2 separate regions of the Mus musculus genome follow, and region 1 is linked to region 2. Evidence: chromatin loops called from intact Hi-C (ENCODE). Cell type or tissue: heart. All regions are shown on one strand. Each heading gives the region's core, and the rest is flanking DNA. Links, peaks and the distances in the headings are about the cores only.

What was found. Hi-C counts contacts between places; a loop is a spot of excess contacts. Peaks named below come from ENCODE experiments on the same cell type or tissue, not always from the same donor. Only the 100,000 strongest peaks of a DNase experiment are listed, where the experiment ranks them.
Region 1: it touches region 2 in a loop (2.4-fold over the local background); 1 of 42 quality-filtered maps calls a loop at or near these places.

What each region holds. Positions count from the first base shown.
Region 1 is chr19:36,920,951-36,930,259 of GRCm38, reverse strand. It overlaps Btaf1 (B-TFIID TATA-box binding protein associated factor 1), which reads right to left and starts at 4,181. Exons shown (of 38, transcript NM_001080706.1): 1 at 3,859-4,181. The coding sequence starts at 3,872. In heart, for the core only: a CTCF peak has its summit at 4,292; a DNase peak (open chromatin) is centred at 4,159; H3K4me3 peaks cover 1,791 bases; H3K27ac peaks cover 1,759 bases.
Region 2 is chr19:36,736,189-36,745,497 of GRCm38, reverse strand. It overlaps Ppp1r3c (protein phosphatase 1, regulatory subunit 3C), which reads left to right and starts at 8,894. Exons shown (of 2, transcript NM_016854.2): 1 at 8,894-8,945. The coding sequence starts at 8,932. In heart, for the core only: a CTCF peak has its summit at 5,726 (motif pointing right); no DNase peak of the experiment used is centred there; H3K27ac peaks cover 606 bases.

The DNA.
Region 1 (9,309 bases), core at 3,352-5,851, 190 kb before region 2:
CTCAGCTATGGGAAAATGAAAAAAAGAATAGCTTAGGCACTACATTGAGACTCCTGTCTCCAATAAGAAAAAGACAATAAAAAATAAATTGCACTGAATGGCTCCTAAAAACCAGACACACTGCTCAAGATGGAAAGACAAGACACATTTCTGTCCCAAACAGAATTTATTAATTCAGCAAAAGAGGGAACAATTAAGCAGCCAGCTACTAAGTGTGATACTTTGTGAGACAAAAAAAAAAAAAAAAAAAAAAACACACCACTGCAAATAGCACAGGTGTTGGAAGAAGACTTCCAACAAAGTGTGATGTGTAGGCATTTAGGCACAACTCAAACTGTAACAAGAAAGACAGACAAGATGAGAAGATTAATTGTGCTAGATACAAAAAAATGGGAAGTAAAAATATTCTGGGAAAGGAGGACAGAAGGGAGGGAGGACAGTAAGTGCAGAGAACTTGATGCAAGATGCAAGAACCAAAAGATCTACAAGAAGCTTGGGAATTTGGACCTCATCTTAAGGCAACAGAAAGCTAGCCAGATATAGGCAGAAAAATAATCTAATTAAAATTTGTGCCGGGTGTGGTGGCTCATCCCTTTAATCCCAGCACTCTGGAGGTAGAGGCAGGTGGCTTTCTGAGTTCCGAGGCCAACCTGGTCTACAAAGTGAGTTCCAGGACAGCCAGGGCTATACAGAGAAACCCTGTCTCAAAAAAAAAAAAAAAAAAATTGCATATTAGCAAATAACATGACTGAAGTGATAAATAATTTGGAGATGCCAACAAGAACAAGTACAAAGAAAAAAGCTGCTGTGAGCTGGTCAGATCCTCCTCCTGCTGCTGCTGCTGCTGCAGGTGAAGGCGGTTATACTTATTTATTTATGTATTTATTTTTTGTATATGAGTACACTGTAGCTGTCTTCAAACACACCAGAAGAGGGCATCAGATCCCATTACAGATGGTTGTGAGCCACCATGTGGTTGCTGGGAATTGAATTCAGGACCTCTGGAAGGGCAGTCAGCACTCTTAATCACTGAGCCATCTCAACAGCCCCTCACACAAAACTTTGTTGGGGGGGGTTGGGGGGGTTGAGTCAGGGTTTCTCTGTATAGCCCTGGCTGTCCTGGAACTCACTTTGTAGACCAGGCTGGCCTCGAACTCAGAAATCCACCTGCCTCTGCCTCCCGAGTGCTAGGATTAAAGGCGTTGTGCCACCATGCCTGGCCACACAAAACTTTTTAAAGAGAGCATTTCTTTCTGCTTCCTAACTGTGGATGCAGTGTGTCCAACTGTCTCATGTTCCCACACGCCTTCCTAACCATGACCAACTTTACTCTCAAACTGAGCCAAAATAAAACCCCTTTCCTTTAAAAAAAAAAAAAAAGAAAGAAAGAAAGAAAGAAAGAAAGAAAGAAAAAAAATGAAAGAAAAAGAGGGAAGAAAGGAAGAAAAAAGTTTGTGTTGTTGAGTGTGTGTGTAAGAGTGCGTGTACGCCCCCTCACCTATTGCAGATGTCTTGGACTAGACGTTTGGAGTTTGGATAACGCGTCAATTATAGAAAGTCAGAAAGAGGGGCTGCAGGAAGCTTAGAAAGGTGGGGCAGGATTGGACCTAGTGACTGGCTAGATAAGAGGAAATGAAAAAGACAGGAAGACTACTCCAGATTTCCGGACAGAAGAAGGAGCAACAGTACCAATGTTTATAAAATCTTAAAATGCTGGGCAGTGGTGGCACATACCTTTAATCCCATCATTCAGGAGGCAGAGGCAGGTGGATCTCTAAATTCAAAGCCAGTGTACTCTACAGAACCAGAACAAGTTCCAGGACAGCCAAGGTTACACAGAGTAACCCTTGTGGGGTGAGGTTAAGGGGTCTTAAAAATATAAGGTTTCTCTACAGTTATGGGCATTGACATAAACAGAGCAAAAGTATTTATTTGATTCTGGCACACGATCTCCATTTCTCAAACTACATTCTGCCTATTTTACATAAAAGTACTTAAAGGAATCCCCACTTCCACAATAGCAACGAGAGAAAAATGGAGCTTACTCAGCACAGACTTATGCTTAGTGCATGACATCAGACCTGAAACTACAAAGTTTGTTTTTCAAACTGAATCCACAAATATTTTTAAAAGTCCAATACCTCCTCCCAAGCAAGGCATCCAAAGCCTTCGCTTACATTTAGATTACTAAACTAAGCATGGAAGAAGCTTCTATAAAATGTGGCTGGCTTTAATTATGGCAGTGAGTTTTAAAAAAAAAAAAAAAAAAACAGGAACAACAAACAGCAGTTCTCTTTGAAAGCAGATCATGAGGACCAAAAGCCTTTAAAGCCCACTCTTTCTTTCAAAAGTTGGATCTATAGATTAGTGCTAAGCGAAAAAGATCAATTTTTTTAAAGCACTATCATTTTGCCTCTATAACGCTTTCCAACATTGTACAAATATAAACCTACTTCACGAAAGGAAGTACTAATTCCCTTAAATTAAAAAACCCTGAGAAGGCCAGGTAACACCACATCTCTAATCCCAGAACCAAAGCTCCTTCTGAGTTCGAGGCTAGCCTGGGCTACATGAGCCCCTTGTCTCAAAGAAGAAAGAGAAGACAGAAAAGAGACTTTAAATCTCATGCTCATGTACCAACATATTTCTGGTGTATATATTTATGCATTTACATGGAAGATAAATTATAAGATAAATCTATCTGTACTTGCAGAAATAAATGCCACTTGTATTCTCTTAAAGCAGTTTCATAGGTGCTGAAATAAGAGTCTTTCTCCCACTAAGTCTGCTTATGAAATAAAAATTAGCTGTCCCTACTACCAGTACCTAGCAACTCCCTTCACTCAGCTCCCATGGGATTCTCCCACACACTATTTCATCAGTTACCTAGGGAGTGTGTGACTTGGGTTACTCCTTCCTTATAAGAGTGTGCATAAAGGAATGTGTTCAACTAATTTCGAAAAATTAGTGAAAGCTGTTTATTTTCGTCATTTATCTCCCTCAGTCCATTTGGTGAAAGGACTCAATTCTCATTATCTCATCATCCCTAAAGGACTTTGGTAACTCTTAATGACTAAACACGGAGAGACCATCCCGACGACTTAAACGTCAGCGGGACACCAAAATCATTTCCAAGTTTTCAACTCATTCTATCATCAGAAGCTACACAAGTTAAATGTTTATACGTCTTTCCATAATTTTCCCAGACTCTTCCACGTGGGCAAAATTTTACAATAATTTAAGATCTGTGATAACGCTTGGGGAAAGATGCTAAAATAGTCATCTGCTTAAGACCACACGCTGATTGACAGAATACTTACTGCTTAACAAAAAGGAGGAATTAGACCTCAAGAAAAAAGTGAGCAAGACTATACCCGTTACGCTGTAAATTTTTTTTAAAATTTAGCATAACCAGATGGTCTCTTAGATAACAGTGTTTCAACCCCCGCCTCCATCGACAGTTACTACCAAGTTTTGCCGTGAAATGGTGGTTTGGGAACAGACTTTGATACTACGAAAGAAAAAGAAAAGAAACTCGCCTAGAAATTCAAAGAGGGAAGAGAAACCAAAGAGGAGCAACGTGGTGAAGAAAAAAGAAAAAAGGAAAAAAGAAAAAAAAAAAAAAGCCAGATCGAACGCGCCGAGTCACATTTAACCAGGAGAAAAAGCGCTTCGTGAGCCGACTTCTCCGGGTAACCCGAGCCCAAAGCGCCTGCCAGCCGAGGGAAGCCTCGGAAGTCTGGGCGAGCGAACGAGAAGCAGCGCTCACGCCCCGCACCGTCGCGCCGGGAGCCGACCGACAGCCTCGCCCGCCCGCCCGCGCGCGCTCCCCGTTAGCTGACGGGCGGCGACACCCACCTGGAGACCGCCATGGCCGGCGCCGGCGGTTCGGAACTCTCAGGGAGCTACACGCCGCGCCGCTCCGGCGTTCGTTTCCCGAGCAGAGCGGCGCAGGCCCAGGCCGCCGGGCGCAGGGCGGCAGGCGGCGCGGCGTGGAGCGGCCCGCACGGGCCTTCCGGCATGTGCCGGCCACCGGAGCTCGTCTCCGCAGCGACCAGGGTCCCACACACGGGCGGAGGCGGCGCCGCTCTGACCCGCACCACTTCAAACCGGGTGCCCCCAGCCCCGCTCTCTGCTGACGCAGACGCCGGCACGCCGGACTTAGCGTCTGCACGCCGGAAGTGACGTCACCGGCACGTTTTCCCCCCCCCCCCATCCCCACTCCCTGCCGGCGAGCGGAATGTAGCAGCGCCCCGCGGCAGTGGGAGCGGGTTGGCAGCGTGGATCGGGAGCCCGGCTCCCAGTCTTTAAGATTAATGGGAGAAACGGAAAGAGGTCTTGATCTTCCAGAGAGCGATAAAGATCACCTAGCTAAAGTTCCGAAAGTTCCAAACCTCGGTCTCTAAGTGCTCTCTCCATCCTGACCCTACTACCCAGCTAGGCGGCTTCCAAACAGGAACAAACTGGAGAAAGGAGACTCCGGCCCAGGTCGCGATGCTGTGGGCGGGATGAAGTCAAGAAGGAAACACTGCCGAGGGCTGGCTAGGGTGGTGCAGGCCTATAATCCTAGCACCTGGGAGGCTGAGGCAGCAGATTGTGAAATTGGGGGTCAGTCTGGGCTACAAAGCAATCTCCGGGCCAAGAATTTGCAGTGTGGTTCCGCGAGGAAGAGGGTGGGAGGAGGCTCAAGTGTGTGTTTACTATTATTTACCATTAAGTTCTGCATAAATGGTGAAGGGACTGCTAATGATTTTGCCTAGGCCTATCACCCTTCTTCCCGTCTTTTCCTCCTTCCGTCCCTCCACTGCCAAACACTCCTCTGTAAACTACCATAGCCTTAGAATTTGTTTTTAATGCCAGTAGTCAAACTAGTATTTCTCTAGTTTCGGCAAGCCCAGTTTATAGGCCACTGACAGATTAATCATCAAAAGCACCTGTCCTGTCGCCCTTCCTTATAAAACATGCCCACTAGCTTCTTGTTACCTATTTAGAAGTTATGTCTCAGGCTTTGAGTCTGCTTGTCATCTGTATGATGAGAAGCACTGTAAAAGGTTGTGGAAGGTGGGGAGGGATGTCATGAACCCAGGAAAGTTCACAAGAACTTGGTGAACTGTAAAATAGATCTGTATAGGAAAAGATGAACTAAGTACTTGCTAAAGTATTGCACAGGTGACTAACATTACCCCTTACATTACAAGGCAAAGCTATAAAGTAGTGTGATGTTTTTCCACGGTGGGGCTAGAAGCCCAGGATTTGGGTTCTATACGAAGTATAGAAGAGTGTTTTGAGCAAGAGAAATGATCTAGTTTACATTTTCTATATGTTTTCCCTAGTATCAAAAAATATAGGTCCAGGGCTGGAGAGATGGCTCAACAGTTAAGAATGCTGGCTGTTCTTCCAGAGGTCCTGAGTTCAATTCCCAGCAACTACATGGTGGCTCACAACCATTTGTAATGGGATCTGATGCTCTCTTCTGGTGTGTCTGAGGAGAGGGACAGTGTACTCATATAAATAAAACTATATATATGTATATATATATATATATATATACACATATATACACACACACATATATATGTATGTATACACACACACACACACATATATATATATATACATATATATATAGTCTAAAGCTTTGAAGAGAGGAAAGGCCTATTGTTATCAACTTGGTTTTTTTCCCCAAAGGCAATAGATTTTTAAAAAATGTGTATGTGTGTAGCTTCTGCCTACAGAGGCCAGGGGGCCAGAGACTATCTAAAATTCCTGGAGCTGAAGTTACAGGTGGTTGGAGCTTCCTGAGAGAATTGAACTCAGGCACTCTGGACCAGTCATGTGCTCTTAACTACTGACTTTGATTTCATTTTGTGTTGGTTTGGTTTTTGTTTTTTAAAGACAGAATTACTCTGTGTAGCCCTGCCTGTCCTGGCACTCCCTCTGTAGACCAACCTGGCCCTGACCTCCTGCCTCTGCCTCGTGTGTGCTGGATTTAAAAGTGTGGTGTGCCACCACCACCACCACCACCCTGGCTGAACTGGCTCATTTTTAAGTCCTTTCTCATAACACATAACAACTATGTGTCCAAAGAACTTTTATAATATCACTAAGTTTCATTTCTACATCTGGGAAGTGAAGAAAATAATGGTGCTGATGGAGTTGGTAGGGACTAGATGGGAACACACAGCACTGAACCAAATGACTGCCGAATAAGCACTCAACCCTACTCATTAAGCCGATGAGTCCAGGGACTGGCTCATGCTAGGCACAGTGCGACTCTGAGCTAAACCTCCATTTCTGATGACTCCTTTTGTTAACAGCATAGCCTTGAACGAGTTACTTAATTTCTGTATCTTAATTCCTCAACTGTGGAGTGGGGAAAATAACACTAGTTCACAATTTTTGACAGTATGGTTGTCTGAAGTTACACATAATGGAATTGAAAAGAAATCTAGTGCATTATAGCACTTATGATACCAGATCCCACCAGCTTCTAGGTCAGTGTTCTATAATGAAATACATTTATAATTCTATGGCATGCTGACTTTGAGAAGCATGGCACTGACTACTAGACCTATACATTTCTTGAGGATCCATGTATATCCCCAGTTTATAGTGGCTGTAGAAACACACTCTGCCTTACTCCCCTGATTTGATACCAGCTCCACTCAGTCCCTGAGCCAGAGCCACCTCTTGAAGTTCTTGGAACCAATGGTCCCTGCCTATAAGACCTCTCAATGCGAGGGAGCTGCCCCCTTACAAAGCCAGGACCTTGGCCAGGCTCAAGTGCTTGACAGATTACCAGAGATTGTGCTTTGGGATCTGTGATGGTGGTTGGAGGGGTTAAGACTAAGGTGCTTGTGCTTAGTAAGGGGTGTGAACGCCCCTCTATTTGGCTACCCAGAGCTAAGGAACATGGGCCTGGCCAGACCCAGTACCTGCAGCCTTGCCATCAGATATTAGAAGGGACAGCAGTGAGTTAGAGGGAACCGCTGGACTGGAGACAGTTCTCCAGGTGGACTCAAAGGCTCTGCCCCACCTTCTCCAAGCCTACAACCTCTTTCTTCCTAAGAGGCAGCTAGAATGCACTTGGGAGAAGAGAGAAGAAGGTCAGTCAGGGCCAGGAAGGAAACTGAAAGGGTAGGAGGACATTAATGGAGGAGAGTAATAAAGCCACTGTATTCACACGTGAAACTCAAACACTCAAGAGCATAGTCTGGGAGAGCTACAGAATAAAAAGGAATGTCGAGAGAAAATTCCACAAACCACCCCCCCCCCCCAGCAGCAGGCTCAGACAAGTGGAACCCAGAACACTTGAAATGTACTCTCAGAGGAGGGAAGAGTTGTTATTCACAGCCCAGGGCTGATGGGGTTGGACCTCCCTTGGAAAGATTTTATTTCTAGTCCTGTGTATGTGTGGCAGTATGTACATGTGAGTACAGGTTCCACCAAGGAGAGAAGAGGGTGACAGTGATGGGCCCCTAGAACTGGAGTTCAGGTGGCTTTGCTGCTAGGAACCCAGTTCTGCTTCTCTGCTAGAGCAGTACAGTAAGCACTCTTCACTCCAGCTATAAAAGGTTACCTTATGCTATTTTGTGGTTTACTTCTTTACTAGTTTTTAATACAGTCTTGCTGTTTCTCAGGCTGACCTGAACCTCACTATGCTGCCCAGTCTAGCCTTGAGTGTGTGCTTCTCCTGCCTCAGCCTTTAGTGTTGGAATTACAGGCATGAGCCACCAGGCTACTCCAGCTCTGCTTCGTTTACCATGCTTTTGAACTTATCTTTTTTATTTATTTGGTTTTTTGAGACAGGGTTTCTCTGTGTAGCCCTGGCTGTCCTGGAACTCACTCTGTAAACCAGGCTGGCCTTGAACTCAGAAATCCGCCTTCCTCTTCCTCCCAAGTGCTGGAATTAAAGTCATGCACTACCACTGCCCGGCTCTTTTGAAGTTATCCTGATTTTTCTGTGTGCCCTTCCCTTTTCTTCTTGATGTTTGTGACATCTGTGGATCTAGCTCATAATTTTAATGTAATTGAGAATAAGGCCACAAGATGTCAGACTTTAGCTGAAAAATCTATCAAGAGCCTTCCAGCCCTTGATAATATCAGAGCATTTGGTGGGCAAGGAGGTGTATCTGTAACTACTTTTGGTACTTTACATGAGAGAATGTTTTTCTGAAATATTTATTTATTTATTTATTTATTTATTTATTTATTTATTTATTTATTTATTTGGTTTTTGAGACAGGGTTTCTCTGTGTAGCCTTGGCTGTCCTGGAACTCACTTTGTAGACCAGGCTGGCCTCGAACTCAGAAATCCACCTGCCTCTGCCTCCTAAGTACTGAGATTAAAGGCGTGCACCACCACCGCCTGGCTTTCTGAGAAATTTAAATACATCTGTGAAATGTATTATGAAACTTTCGTTAAGAGTTCCTGTTTTTTTATCATTAGTGTTCCTTAATGTCATAGGTACCAATATGTTTTTATTAAAAATTTAACTGGTATAGCCAGGCAATGTGGTGCATATCTTTAATCTCAGCACTCTGGAGGCAGAGACAGATATATCTCTGTGAGTTCGAGGCCAGCCTCGTCTACAAATCAAGTTCCAGGACAGCAAGGGCTATTACCCAGAGAACCCTGTCTCAAACATGAAAAAAACAAAACAAAATGGTATAATTAATACCAAAATTAGATAAGGAAATTAAGTGCTGAGAGGTGAAAGGCCTTGAACACACTAAGCAAGTCCTCTACCAGTGAGCAACATTCCTGTTCCCTAGAGAAATAAAAGCTGTAACAAAACAAATCAAAACCACTTTATTATTACTTGTGTATAATGGAGGGGCTTGTATGCACTGATCAGAGATCACAGGACAACCTTGTGAAGCCATTCCTCTCTGCCCTCACATGGGTCTCCCCAGCCTCTTGGCAATATACTCTTTTTTTTTTTTTTTTTTTTAAAGATTTATTTATTATATGTAAGTACACTGTAGCTGTCTTCAGACACACCAGAAGAGGGCATCATATCTCGTTACAGATGGTTGTGAGCCACCATGTGGTTGCTGGGATTTGAACTCTGGACCTTCGGAAGAGCAGTCGGGTGCTCTTACCCACTGAGCCATCTCACCAGCCCCGGCAATATACTCTTAAAGTAAAAAAAGACCACATACTATGGAGCTAAAAGTGAGATGAATATAAAATCCCAAAGCTTAAAAATAACTTTGCTTAAAATACAAGGTCACAGTCAGATACACAATAAACTCAAGATCCAAGAGACCCTGTTTTTAAAAAGGGAGTCTTCTAAGATGGCTCAG
Region 2 (9,309 bases), core at 4,560-7,059:
TTTACTAAGTGATTTAAAAGTTTAAGAGTTGCCGGGCGGTGGTGCCTTTAATCCCAGCACTTGGGAGGCAGAGGCAGGCGGATATCTGAGTTTGAGGTCAGCCTGGTCTACAAAGTGAGTTCCAGAACAGCCAGGACTATACAGAGAAACCCTGTCTTAAACAAACAAAGAAAGAAACAAACAAACCAAAACCAAAACAAAAAACAAAAGTGTAAGAGTTGCAGCAGGGTGTGGTGACATGGGCCTTTAATCCCAGCACTAGGGAGGCAGAGGCACGTGGATCTCTGTGAGTTTGAGGCCAACCTGGTCTACATAGTGAGATCAGGCCAGCCAAGGCTACACAGAGAAACCTTGTTTCAGAAAAAACAAACCATCAAACAAACACCACCTCAACAAACAAACAAAACAAAACAAAAAACAAAACAAAACAAGCCAATGCTTAGCTAATGGAGTACACTTGAAGAAAGTTGGCTTTGAGGAGTTTTTAAAGTTCAGGGTGACATTCTAGAAGAGTCACTGCACTTTAAACAAATATTAAAGCCCTACTGCAAATTGTTGACTCTTTTGGGAATCTGGAAAGATGCTTGCAAGTCCCAGGCTCCTGCGCTGGAACTTTCCATCACATCCTTGGTGTGGAGTAGCCAAGTAGAAATAGTTTTCTGACATGGCTCTGGCCCAGACTAGGTCCACTTTTTCTTCCCAAGGTTTATGGAGACAATGCCCAGCTCTAGTTACAAGGGGGGTAGGACAGTGTGTTGTTTCTGAGTATGAAGGGGCAGCTGGTTAGGTGAGTTTTGTCATATTTAGAGGACCTGTGGTACCTTATGAGTGGGTGGGCTTGCGTCTGCTGAAGGTGCTTTGAAACCCTTCCTGTAAGTTCAGAGCTGAGTCCAGATGTCAGGCTAGAAAACAGAAAGCCTGTGTACTGGACAATATGGGCCTGGTAAGTAAAGTGGCCTGGTAACAAAGACAGCTGCCACATCCCATGGACCATTCATATTTAAAGCAAAGCAGCAGAATTTGATGTCCTAGGACATAAAGACTTAGTGAAACATGTGACCAAACCAGAAGTGTGACCAGCTGCCTAGACACGGTAAAGGCAGTGTAGACAGCTTTGGCCGGCTAAGCACAATCAACCCTGAAGGCCTTTGTCTGGCTCAGAGGGGAGGAAATGGAGATTCACTGAGGCTCCTACTGTACCAAACAGAGCCAGTCTTGGTTCTAATACCTTTTTTAACCTTTAAAAAATATGATTATGGGTTTCATAAATATGTTTTTATTCAAACATATCATGTACTTTGATCATATTAACTCACACACACTCTTCTTTCTACCTATCCTCAGAGAGAACTTCTTTTTAATTAAAAAATTTAATTCATTATATTTTGATCATGTTTCAACCTCTCTCAACTCTTCTCAGGCCCTCCCTGCCCAACTTTATGCTCTTTCTCTCTCTCTTCCAAAAAAACCAAAACCAAAACCAAGCAACAAAAAGAAATACCACATGAAAACAGAATAAAAATCAAAACAAATGAAAAAACCCATAAGACAAAACAAACAAACAAAAAAACCAACCAACCAAACAAAACCCTATAAAATTGATTTCCTTTTGTGTTGCCCACCTACTCCGGGGCATGATATACCTATACCCAGTGAAACTCCATTGTAGAAAACTAATTTTCCTTTTGCTGGTGGGTATTGATTGCAAATAGCTTCTTGGTTACGGTATGTGTGGTGATTTGAGTGAGAATCGGAATAGGCTCGTATGTTTGAAAGTCTGGTTCCTAGCTGGTGGACAGTTTAGGAAGCATTAGTGGGTATGGCCTTTTGGCATGGGTATGTCACTAGGAGCAGACCTGGAAGTTTTAATAGGCTGTGTCATGCACTTTCTGCCTGTGACTTGCAGGTCAGATATGAACTCTCAGTTACTGCTCCAGCACCATGCCTGCCTGCCACCATGCTTCCTGCCATGACGTTCATGGACGAATCCTCTGGAACTATAAGCAATCCTCTAGTTAAATACTTTCTTTTATAAGTTGCCTTGGTCATGATGTCTCCTCACAGCAGTAGAGCAGTAACTAGGACATTTTGTGACCCTATGTTCATTTTCCTCTCTCAATGCTGGGGCTTCATCTGGCTTGAACCTGTGCAGGCCCTGTGCATGCCACCACAGTCTCTGTGAGTTCATACCTGTGTCAGTCCTGTTACATCTGGAAGAGACTATTTCCTTGGTGCCATACAACTCCTCTGGCTCTTAAAATCTTTCTGTGTCCTCTTCCACATAGATCCCTGAGCCCTTCTAGGAGAGGTTTGATGAAGACACCCCATTTAGGACTGAGTGTTCTAAAGTCTCTCACTCTCTGTCCACTGGCTGGTTTCAGGGCTCTGTGTTAACTCTCATTTGCTGCAGGAAGAAATGTCTCTGATGAGCACTGAGTGAGGCATTCACGTAGGATTTTTTTTCCTTCTTTTCTGCTTTTTTGAGACAATGTGTCACTATGTAGCCCTGGATGTCCTGGAACTCACTCTGTAGACCAGGCTGGCCTTGAACTCACAGAGATCTGCCTGCCTCTGCCTCCTGAGTGCTGGGATTAAAGGTGTGTGCCATTACACCTGGTTGGAACTTTTTTTTTTCTTTAAAAGAAAGAAATAAAAAATTTTAATTACAGATTTAAATAAAACCTAATTAAAAACAATTAGAATCCCTAGACAGATGTGTGTGTCAAACTCATATGGAAATGTGTCAGATCCTTTAAGAGCTTAATCCTCTGAAGAGACTGATGCTAAGCTGATCTCTAGAAGCAGGGTAGATTTTTTTAAAAAGAGTGGATTAGTTCTTGGCAGAGCTGGTTATATAAGAGAGAAGCTTATCTCTCCCATTCCCCTCTGTCTCTTGTCCTCCCTTGCTGTGTGATCTGTTGCTTCTGCATGCTCCTGCTGTTTGGCCTCAACTATGCTCCTTCATGGAACACCCTCTGCTGTGTTGTAACACAGTTGGCCTTTGCCAGAGTCCTGTACCATTCTATTTGAGTTTTCTGGCTACCAGAATTAAGAGCCAAGTAAATTTCTTTATATATTACACATTTATTTATTACAAATATATTATATATCTGGCAATTTGTTATAGTAACACAGAACAGACTTAAGACATTCCTACTGACATGTCTTATTTATACATGTTTCTATGCCATCAAACCATTTTGGCTCCTCTCCACAGAGAATGAAAGCCATTTATTGTATACATCTTTCTAATATCCATTCCAAGGCTAGTCAGATGCCCATTTTTTGAACAATCCCCTCTCTCCTTATTAGAAATGTCCTCTTGAAGCATATAGGAAATTCTAATATGTAAGTATGTACATTTATGTATTCTTTTCTCTCACTGCTAATTCTGTATTTGGGTACCAATATTCATTTTGTAAAACTCTATAGTACAATTTAAGCTGATAGAGCTAAAGTACCTTCTTTTTCAGAATATTATTTTGAATATTTTAGAAAATCACTTTGATTTTTCTTCTGATATTTCCTGTGAATCCAGGTATATTTTTTCTAATTTCTGTTCTTCTTTTTTTTTTTTTAAGATTTATTTATTTATTATATGTAAGTACGCTGTAGTAGTTGTCTTCAGACACACCAGAAGAGGGCATCAGATCTCATTACAGATGGTTGTGAGCCACCCTGTGGTTGCTGGGATTTGATCTGTTCTTTTTCTTGAAGAACTCTTTCCCTCTTCATCTCCCAGGTGGTCACATTAAAATCTTTAAAGGGCAGGCAAGATGGTTCAGTGGGTAAAGCACCTGCTTCCAGGCCCGAGGCCATGAGTTTGATTCTTACAACCTAAATAGCAGAGGACCAACTCCTGCATGTATCCTCTGACCTCTACTCAGGTGTCAGGTTGTACACACACACACACACACACACACACACACACAGAGTCACAATGCAGTCATACACACAGAGTCACACAGTTACACACACTCATATACACAGAGTCATACACAGTCACACACACACAGTCACATACTAACACAGACAGTCACATACATAGTCACACACACTCATATGCACATATACACACACTCACACACCCAGAGCCACACACACACACACACACACACACACACACCACACAGAGTCACACACACATACAAAGTCACACACAGTAACACACACAGTCACACAGGCAGTCACAGGGACAGTTACACACATTCACACACATATGCACACACACACACAGAGTCACACACCCAGAGTCACACCCACACCCACATGCACATACACACAGTCATAGACACAGAGTCATACACACAGTCACACACACACAGACAGTTACACACATAGTCACACACAGTCATACATAGTCACACTCATATGCACACGTGTACATGTATACTCATGCTCACATATGTGCACTCACATATACACACATGGACTCACTCACTTGTAGTGACATTTAAATGTTGTAGTGACATTTAAACGTCCTTCAGCATGATTCAGCTGTTACTTTTCAGGCCCCCTGTAACTCAACACTTTTATCCACCTTCAGCCTTCCGTGACTACAGAGACACCATCAAGAAGAGTAAATGACCCCTTTTGTAATGGTCATTCCTGGTTGTCAACTTGATTATATCTGGAATGAACTACAGTCCAGAATCGGAGGGCTCACCTGCGAGATCTCTGAGTCAACCTGGGACAAAGCAAGTCCCAGGTCAAGATGTGGTGGTACACGTCTGGGCCACATCTTCTGCTGGAGGCCTACATAAGGACATTGGAAGAAGGAAGACTCACTCTTATTCACCTGCTTGCTCTTACTTGCCAGGACATCTGTTGGAACCTACTTACTCAGGATTCCAGCCTCTACAGAAGACCAGCTGAAACAACTAGCCTCGTGGGACTGAGCAACTACTAGATTCTTGGACTTCCCGTCCACAGCTGCCCATTGTTGGGGAGTTGTCCTGCAGCACATCTGTTGGAACATCTGTGGGAAATGTTCGTGGGACATTTACATCTACATGTATACTCTTACACACGTGCACAAACGTGAACATGTACACACACATACATATCACACACATGTGTGAAAATGCTTATGTACACAGGAAGAAAGAAAGTAACAAAGAAAGAAAGAAAAAGAAAATGAGTTGGTAACTGGGGGACCCCAGGGTGAATTTCCCACAAAAGGAGTCCAGCCTCCAGGTGAGATACTGAGCAAATGCTTGGACAACCCCACTGTGTAAACCACACAGCCAGCAGCCCCTCATCTGTGGGGTACTTTTTGAGCCTAAAATAAAAGAAATATCTAGAATAGTCTCAAGGGTAAAGGGCTATGGCTTATGACTCCAGGTAACCTCAAGCATGATGCTGGACACCATGCACCAATTAACGAGCCCTGGTTGATAGATTTATTATGGGAAGACGAGTAAGACAAAGCAACGTTTGAGTGCTGCCAAGCCACACTTGGATAGAGCCCACAAACAATAAAATTCTTCATAACTTCTGGTTTAGTCCATCTTCATTGACGCAACACCCAAGGAAAAAACACTGATTCCTTTCCAGTACCTTCAATCCTGTAATGAAAGGCAGTAAAAACCAGCTAGGAGCCTGAAGGAGAGGCTTGGACTATTAAGCTTACAGGTTACCTTGACTTCTTGTAGGAAAGAATACTGTTTTCTGTTTAAAAAGTCCTCTTGAAGTTGAAATAGAAATCTGTTTTGGCAGCATTAATCAACACCAGGGGGCAGGAGCGTAAGCAGAGTCAATACAGCTTTTCTAGGACGGTGGTGGGGCTGGGATGGGGAGGGGTGGGGGCAGCCTGAGAACATTTAAAAAGCTTCCAACGTGGTTCTTGGCACCCAGCTAAGAGTCTCTCTGAATTACTTGAATCTGAAAGCTTGAAAACCTTTTCAAATTTATTTGTTAATTACAGAAGCCTTCTGTGTTCATTGTGTGTGTGTGTGTGTGTGTGGAACCCAAAAAACCAAACCAAAACGAACCAAAACAACAACAACAACAATCTCCAAAAACCACGAAGAAGCAAAACAAAAACATTTTACCACGAGTACTGTCACCATCCCCTAGTAAGCACTAACATTTTGGTGAAGAATATTCTAGAGCCTGTCCCTGCATATCTTTCCCTCCTAAGTAGAATCAAACTGCATTGTTCTTACAGTGTGCTGTTTCATAGCTTTAGCTGGTAATAGTCACCCTTTATCTCAGCATATACGGTTTGCGTAGAGAAAAGGCCTATCCAAGATTCTAGTTTTGGCTCTGACCTAACCAGCCCTTGGCTACCAGCTCTGCTTCCTCCTCGGGGTTTAGATTTATCAACTGTGAAACACAAAGTGTTTGAAGCCAACAATACACAAGGCGCCTCCTGTCTTTATCCTTGTAACTGACCATTAATGAAAGGAAGCCAGAATGGGGCAGACGGCAGTTATCCTGCATGCAGGTTCTGATCCCAGAGAGCCACAACTCTACTTGGAAGGTCCCGGCCAGGTTTCTTGATCTCCTAATGGTTTTCCTTTATCTAAGATGGTATTTATGACAGGCAGTTCCATGTAGGATGCTGTAAGTATTTAACAGATGACATGGTGCGCATGCTTGGCCCATGATAAGACTCAATGAGCCATGCATGGTGGTGACTGCTGCTTCTCTCAGGTACTAACTTTGCTGAGGTGAGAGTAGAAATGAGCACAGGAGGATCGAGTATTGAACTGAGCTCTAACGTGGGATGTTGCTGATACACACAAGTTTATTCCTCAAAGCAAATTTACCATCTCCATATTGCACAACAGGAATCTGAGGCTAGAACTTGCCTGGGTTCAGGTGAGGATTAAAACCCTAAACATTGGCCTTTCACGTGGTCTTGGCCATCTTGAGAGGGGCGTTAGTTCTGCTGTTGGTCAGGTGCTTTATTCAGAAGTAAAGCCCAAGAGAGAGAGAGGGAGAGAGAGGGATGGTCCAGCGGCTAAGAGCACTTGTTACCCTTGGTAGAGGACCAGGGTTTGGTTCCCAGCACCCACGTGGTGGCTTACAACCAATGACAGGGTATCCAGTGCCCACCTCTGACCTCTGAGGGCACTACATGTATGTGGTATGCATACATACAGAGGGGTAAAAAACACTCATATGTCTAATATAAAAATAAATCTTTAAAAAGTCCAATTATCAAGTTTCTTCCTCTGTGATGTTCAGTAGACGTTTCTTTAAAAAAATATTTATTTTAGTTTTACTTTGTGTTGGTTATGTGCACATGTGTGCAGGTCCTGCAAAAGCCAGAGGAGGGCGGTAGAGCCCCTGAAGCTGGAGTTCCAGGCTGTGTATGAGCGCCTGAGCTGGGTGGTACGACCTGCTCTCTGGTCTGTGGAAAGAAGAGCAAGGGACTCCTACCCTCTGAGCCGTTCTCCAGCCCCATAGCATGGTTCTTATTCTTTACTCCATTGTAACAATTCTTGAGTCTGACAGTTACATGACAGAGGAATTTTTTGCACATTCTAATTGGCTTCTAGATAGCCAAGCAGAGCTAGGTCATGGACTTTGTAAAAATAATCAGTATTCATACGCATAGAACAACAAGTAGGGGGAAAAAGGGCCATGAATTTGAAAGAGACCAAGGAACGTAGGAATGTTCGGAGGGAGGAAAGGAAAGGGGGAAGAACAAAAAACAAAAGAAGAAAACAATTTTATATTTGATTAACAGATATGCCTCCCCCCGCCCCTGCGCGTGCGCGCGCCTTGCTCTCTCTCCCCCCAACAGGGTTTCTCTGTGTAACTACTGAAACTCATCCTGTAGATCAGGCTGGCTTCGAACTCACAGAGATCCTCCAGACTCTTGCCTTCAGAGTGCTGGGATTAAAGGCATGCACCACCACACCCGGTCGAACTTTTTAGTTTTTAAAAGTCCAATTATCAAGTTTTTTCCTCTGTGATGTTCAGTAGACGTTTCTTTAAAAAATATTTATTTTAGTTTTGCTTTGTGTTGGTTATGTGCACAGAAGAAAAGAAAGAAATCTCAGCGAAAGCCGCTGGGTGGGTAGGGCATGAAATCAACTGTGATTTTGACCTCTGCCTAAGGATGTCATAACTCAGTCTAGGGATTTGGGCTGTCTGCTGCAATTGGTGACAATGAGCAAGGACAGTAACTTCATGTTGGCCTATAGTTCTCTCTCCCAAGCAGAGAACTGAATAGGTCAGCACATAGTCTCCATTTGCTTATTCAGAGGCAGAGTCTCGCTAGGCTGTACAGACTGGCCCTCTCTGCCTCTGTCTTCAGAGGGAAACACACACACACACACACACACACACACACACACACACGGCCACTTCGTTTCATGGGCTCACGTGTTTTCTTAACATTTGAGTGGCTGTGTGACTTTATTTGTGGAGGAAGAAGAGCCAGCCAACTTCTCTTTGCTTGGGCCAAGGTGCTTGGACACAAAGCAAGGAGCATCACAAGCATTTCAAATAACACAGACACCGGGCGGAGCCACAACTTTCTGAGCTCAGATTCAACTCTGCACAGACCTACGCGTTTCCATAGAAGACCCCGCCAGGCTCGCACAAGCTGCAGAAGGCCAGCTGCGAGCCGTGAGCTACGTGCTGCACGCCAGGCTCCGGGAACACGGCTGGATCCCGCTGGCCCAGGGCTCAGGGACTCTACGGCCGCCTTCCAGCACGCTCTGGTCACATCCAGCCCCGCGGTGATCACGTTCCAGGGGCAGGGGCTCGTGCCCCAGCTGCACAGTGGTTGGTCAGGGCGCACGGCCTTTGATTGGTCGGAGGGACCGGTTCACGTGATCTGGCTTTGATAAGCTGCCTCCCGGTTGCCTGCGGTCAGTCGGCCGGCTGGACCGCGGCGCTGCATCCTCTTAAGTACTGAGTGCGAAGTTGCTCAGGGTGCGGTTGTCGCGGTCGCCGCTGCCTCTCGGTCCAATGAGCTGCACCAGGTAGGTTCAGTGCAACTCTGCGCCCGAATGGAGGGGAGCCTGCAGCTGCGGGGACTTTGGGGGCTTTTGTGGTTTTGTCTTCTCTGCAGATGGGAGACTCCCAGGTTGATGGCTGAGTTGAATCGTCCCGGAGGCTTTGAAGGGATGGAATTTGAGTTGTATTTCTTAGCGCCTGTTTTGGGAATCTACATCTCACAGTAGAAACTGCCTTAGTGAGTCAGTTTTAGCTGGGATTCCTTTGCTGAAGTGACTCTGTTGCCTTTGAGCTCAAAGACCCAAACACTTGGGTGCAGCTTAGTTTTATTGATGAGGTAGTTTAGCCTGTGGCAAAAGGTAGAGGATTTTGCATTTCTTCTTTCCCCAC